Regions from separate parts of the Homo sapiens genome. Here region 1 is linked to region 2. Evidence: chromatin loops called from intact Hi-C (ENCODE). Cell type or tissue: PC-9. All regions are shown on one strand. Each heading gives the region's core, and the rest is flanking DNA. Links, peaks and the distances in the headings are about the cores only.

Region 1 (2,925 bases), core at 250-2,749, 110 kb after region 2:
ATACCCATGGCAGACGGGCCCATCCATCCTGCTCCTCTCCCAATTGCCACTCAGTCCAGTTTCAGAGCGGGAAACTGGAGGAGGAGTGATTTCTTCTTCCTTCCAGCCAGGTGGCAATTTGTTCTCCTAGTTGGCAGCAATTTGTCCTGCAGCTCTCCCATAGGACACATTACTGAAGAGTTCATTCTTCACCATGGTTTCTTTATCGGTTGTGATTCATACCCATCATAAACATAATAACTTGCCAAGAGGTTTTTCTTCCATTTCCCTTATTTCCATTTCATACTTTTAAACATTTTTACTGTAGAAAAGAAATACTCAGGAAATAGTAGAGTATAATAACCATTCCTTTAATTTGAATTCAGCGCGCATTTCTCTCCTGTCCTACCTTTATTCTACTTTACAGTTTTTGAGCTATGACAGTTTTTCTCCCTCCAATTATTTTTCTAAACAGTATTGCAATGTTTAATAAACTATTTTTAGAGCAGTTTTTGTTTCACCACATAAGTGAGCAGAAAATACGGAGTTCCCATATAGTTCTAACACCCCCCTGCCAACACACACACACAGTATCCTCATTTATCATAATCCGTGAGGCTCTATTGCCACATCATTATCACCAAAGGCTGTAGTTCACATCAGGGTTCATTCTTCATAATGCACCTACTATGGGTTTGACAACTCTATAATGACAGGCATCCTTCATTATAGTATCATATAAATAAGATCACAGCCTAGAACCTCCTCTGTGCTCTGCCTGTTTATCCCTCCCTTTCCGTTAACCTTTGACAATCACTAATCCTTTTACTGTCTTCATAGTCTTGCCTCTTCCAGAGTGTTATGTAGTTGGAATAATAAAATATTAGGTCAGTGCAAAAGCAATTGCATTTTTTGCCATTATGTAGCCTTTCAGATTGACATCTTTCACTTAGTGACACACGTTTAAGTTTCCTCCATGCCTGTTCATGGCTTCATAGCTTATTCCTTTGTAACACTGAACAATATTCCATTGTCTAAATGTACCACAGTTTAGCCATTCACCTATTGAAGGACAGCTTGGTTTCTTCCAAATTGTCAGTTATGGATAAAGCTATATGAACATCTCTATGGAGGTTTTGTGTGAGCATAAGTTTTCAAATCCTTTGGGTAAATAGCAAGGAGCATAACTGCTGGATCATATGGGAAGAATATGTTAATGTTGTAGGAAACTGACAAACTGTTTTTCTTTTTTTTGAGATGGAGTCTCACTCTGTCACCCAGTGACAGTGCAGTGGTACGATCTTGGCTCACTGCAATGTCCGCCTCCCAGGCTCAAGCCATTCTCCTGCCTCAGCCTCCTAAGTAGCAAGTACCAGAGATGGGGTTTCACCATGTTGGCAAGGCTGGTCTCAAACTCCTGACCTCAAATGATCCACCCACTTTTGTGAAGCTCCCCACGACCCTATATTGGACTGAACAAAAGAGGACGAACGTGGGAATAGAAGACAAAGACAAAAGAGTATATTTGGAAGAAGGGGTCAGGGGGCACCTTGCTTCTAGTGAACAAGGGCCCTGAGCTGTACACAGCCTTCCATATTTATTAGGCAAAAGAGATAGCAAGGAGGGGGGTGGTGGTTGTCAGGTAATTGTCAGTCGGCCATTTGGTTCACAGCAGGCTTGTGAGACTGCATTCCTGGAACAATGGGTACTAGATGTCTCAGGAGATAACTTCAAGGAGTCCCGCACCAGGAAGTGATGGTCCTCAGCAAACCTTTTGGCGACAGGAGCAGTTTGAGTTTGCCCACATCCTGCATTCATGATAAACAGTTTGCTGTTTGATCATATAGCCTCCAGTGGAATGCTGAGCTAGTCACAATCCCTTTGCCGGCACACTACACACCTTGGCCTCCCAGAGTGCTGGGATTACAGGCGTAAGCCACTGTGCCTGGCCCAAACTGTTTTTCAAAGTGGCTATGTCCTTTTGCATTCCTATCAACAATGAATGAGGAGTCTTGTTGCTCTATATTCTTACCAGCAGTTGGTGATGTCAGTGTTTTTTAGATTTTGGCCTTATAACAGATGTGTGGTGGTATCTTGTTGTTCTGATTTGCATTTTCCTTATAACATATGGTGCAGAGCATCTTTTTATATGCTCGTTTGCTATGTGTACATCTTTGGTGAGGCATCAAGGTCTCTGGCCCATTTTTTAATCCCATTGTTTGTGTTCTTATTGTTCAGTTTTAAGAGTTATTTGAACATTATGGATACCAGTTCATTACCAGGTATGTCTTTTACAAATATTTTCTCCAAGTTTATGGCTTCTTTCTTGACAGTGTCTTTCACAGAGCAGGAATTTTTATTGGAAAGATGTCTATCTTATCATTTTTTTTCATGGATTATCCCTTTAATATTTTAACTGAAAAGTCATTGCCATATCCAAGGTCATCTAGATTTTCTCCTATGTTATCTTCTAGGAGTTTCATAGTTTTGCATTTTACATTTAGGTCTATAATCCATTTTGAGTTAATTTTTGTGAAGGGTGTAAGGCCTGTGTCTAGATTCATTTTTCTGCATGTGGATGTCTAGTTGTTCCACCACCATTTGTTGTCCATTGTAGTACCCTTGCTTCTTTGCCAGTTGATCGTATTTATGTAGGTTTCTTTCTGTTCTCTCTCTTCTGTCCTAGTGATCTGTTTGTCTCTTATTTCACCAATACCACACTGTCTTGATTACTGTAGCTTTATAGTAAGTCTGGAAGTCAGGTAGTATCAATCTTCCAACTTTTTTCTAATCAGTATTGTGTTGGCTATTCTGGGTCTTTTGCCTCTCCATATAGAATCAGTTTGTTATTAACCCTAAATAAGTTTCTAGGATTTTGATTAGGATTGCACTGAATCTATAGATCAATTTGGGAAGAATTGACATGTGGACAATATTAAATCTTTC
Region 2 (2,925 bases), core at 102-2,601:
CTCCTGAACTTCTGAAGTGTTCTTCCCACAAGTAAAAGTATTTGAGGGACAGTGCCTTTCTTAATAAGTCCTCCCCTCTAAAACCTTGACCTTTCAGGACTGGCCTGTGGCACTCTGTGTAGGGTTAGGAGTCCATCTTGAAGGTTATTGGGATCCTTCAGCAACTCTGACCACCCATTGTGTCTGAGCTGGCCCCAGACTCATCAGTACATTGTTAAAAATGGGTTGTTCCCACCTTCATAAAACAAGTACTTACGAAATATAATTCAGTAGTCCTTTTACCAAGCTTTACCTATAATCCACTAACTTCAGATGAAGCATGCTGTTTACTAGGAATGAAGTAAGCGAGGCTTCTGAATATAGTTTTCACTCTAAAACTCGCCTGATTCAGAAGATACTTCATAAAGCAGCCCCCGTCGTAAGGCATTTAGACACAGTGAGTGTCATTATTTTGGAGCTAGTCTGAAGGACACACACACAACTGCAGTGCATGGCTGCTATTCCTCCTAAGGGCTACAGGTGATCTACCTCATTTACTTTGGTTTATTAGGGATTAAAATGATGGTGTATCAGAATAAGCCTCAAAAACCAGTAAAAAACTACTCTTGTTCTTTCTTCAGTATTTACTGCTGGTTTTAATGATGGTTAGTCTTACCCAGATAAATTCACACTCAAATAATATTTCTTTTGCATTTTCCATTTGCATCACCCATCAACTTCGATAGCAGTGACACTGTCTTTTTTAAGGGATTTATTCATGAGTCATACTGCAAGCCTGAGACTTAATTCATTCAGTCATTTATTTGACATTTATTGAGCACCTTATGTGTGCCAGGTATGAATCGACCAACTCTTTTCAGGAGTTTTACTTTGTATGGTTGCCTAGACACCTTGGCATCAAGTACATTTGCATTAGTAACCCCAAAACCTACATAAGTGCATACTCAGATGAGTGAAAAATTGGTATCATACTTATCATTTAGCAAAGCTAAGAAAAGACAGCAGTTTTATAACTGATGGGAACCAAAGGACCTGTATTTCAAACCGTTTCTCACTGTGGTAAACAGCCTAGGAAGTGGTCGGTGTGACAGCTCTGAACATTTTCTATCTGTGACCCATTCAACCGTTGTGTTTAATAGATCAATCCTGTCCCTTCCAGAAGCCAATAGAAGATATAGGAGGTATACATTCTGAAGTCTTCAGCCATTTTTTGTTCATTTTGTTCTAACTGTGCTGACATCTTGCCCCTAAAAATCCTATTTGATGCTATACTTGCACTGGGAAGCTTTTGTGAGATGATGAGTCCTTTGCCTTGCTGTCCCTGTTGTACTGGTACGTGGTGCTTGCTGGTTAGGTTTCCCTTGGTGTAGGTGGGCCCTCCCCTACTTGTCTACCACCAATGAAAACAAGAACCTTGGTGATCTGACCCCAGCACCTAGGACTGTGCCAGGCATGATAGCCACTCAGGAGGCTGAGGCAGGAGAATTGCTTGAACCCGGGAGGCAGAGGTTACAGTGAGCTGAGATCAAGCTACTGCACTCCAGCCTGGGTGACAGAGTGAGACTCTGTCTCAAAAAAAAAAAAAAAAGTGCTCATAAATATTTCTTGACTGAGTTCATTGAACGGCCCAGTTGTCAGGAGGGTTCCAGAGAAGGAATTTGTGGAATGCTAGGACATTTCATGAGCAGTCCTGTCATTGCACTAGGGAGTGTTGCTTAAACTTCTTGACCCCAATCAATGATAAGAAATACATAACTACCCAGTACTGTATATACACATATACATACATGTACATTTAACTGTAATGAAAACTTTTAGAACCGTACTTCCAACACTACTCACTGCAAACATAAGATATACCCTGATTTTTGTATTCTGTTCTACATTATTCTTTTTCATTTTTTTAAAAAAAATTCTGGTTGCTGCCTTCTAAATTGATTTCATTTCCCGTTAATGAGTTGTCATCCACAATTTTTAAAAAAATGCTTTGCTAAGTTACTAACTAGATTTAGGAGATAGTAAAGGGGAGTGGAATGTCTGATTGGAATGAAGGTTCTGTCTACCTCAGAAATCCTACTCTAAAGAGTACACACAGAGTAAGTTCTAGAAATTGGAAATGCCCCTAGTCTCTTTCTTCCTTTTATCTCGCGATTCACTGTTCATAATACAGAAATGATTTGGGAAGAAAGTAGAAAGCTATACATGGTAGGAATTTCTCTTTAAAAACTTTTTATTTTTCACATATATCTAGGCTTTTTAAATTAAGATATCTTTGTTTATGATTTAATAACCCAGCCAACCCTGACATGCTGTGGAGAATGCTATATGTGTGTGTATACATATATATATATATATATATATATATATATATATATATATATATATATATATTTTAAATCAGTAGACCTTTCCATTGCAAATAAAACAAATCCTAGGTGTTTCAACTCACAAAAGCATGAAACAGCATTGTCTGTCTGTCTTGTTCCCAGTGTAGCCCACAGGCACCCAGGAAGTGTTTCAAATTGTTTGCTGAATGACTGAATGAATAACAGTTGATGACCTGTCTTACTAAATTTATTCCTAGGTATTGTATAGCTTTCATTTATTATTGTGAGTAAATTTTGATTGAGGGGAGGAATATTTTGAAATTGGTTTATTTTGTCTTCTTTTGACTGATTTTATGTTACTTTATGCAAGATTACAAAATATCTCTTTTTAATATGTATATATATATAAATTTAATAAGCTTTTCCATTGCAAATAAAACAAACCAATGGTTTTTCAACCCACTTACAAAAGCATAATTTCGATCACCCATTTCTTTTGGCAAGAGCCATAAAAAGGTTGAATGTTAATTGATTTTCTAAGAGAATGACCCAGCCACTCCCACCAACATTATCTGTTTTCCTCCTACTCTGCTGACTG

Evidence for each region. Peaks named below come from ENCODE experiments on the same cell type or tissue, not always from the same donor. Only the 100,000 strongest peaks of a DNase experiment are listed, where the experiment ranks them.
Region 1: a loop joins it to region 2, with 3 times the contacts of the local background. A loop is called at or near these places in 1 of 110 quality-filtered maps.

Annotation. Positions count from the first base shown.
Region 1 is chr18:8,231,310-8,234,234 of GRCh38, forward strand. All of the region lies in intron 14 of PTPRM (protein tyrosine phosphatase receptor type M), which reads left to right. Among named protein-coding and RNA genes, the nearest start is that of RAB12, 380 kb to the right of the region's middle. RefSeq lists an enhancer at 1,317-2,139. In PC-9, for the core only: no CTCF peak of the experiment used is centred there; a DNase peak (open chromatin) is centred at 1,742.
Region 2 is chr18:8,123,638-8,126,562 of GRCh38, forward strand. The region is part of intron 13 of PTPRM (protein tyrosine phosphatase receptor type M); the gene reads left to right. Among named protein-coding and RNA genes, the nearest start is that of RAB12, 480 kb to the right of the region's middle. In PC-9, for the core only: no CTCF peak of the experiment used is centred there; a DNase peak (open chromatin) is centred at 1,664; H3K27ac peaks cover 2,043 bases.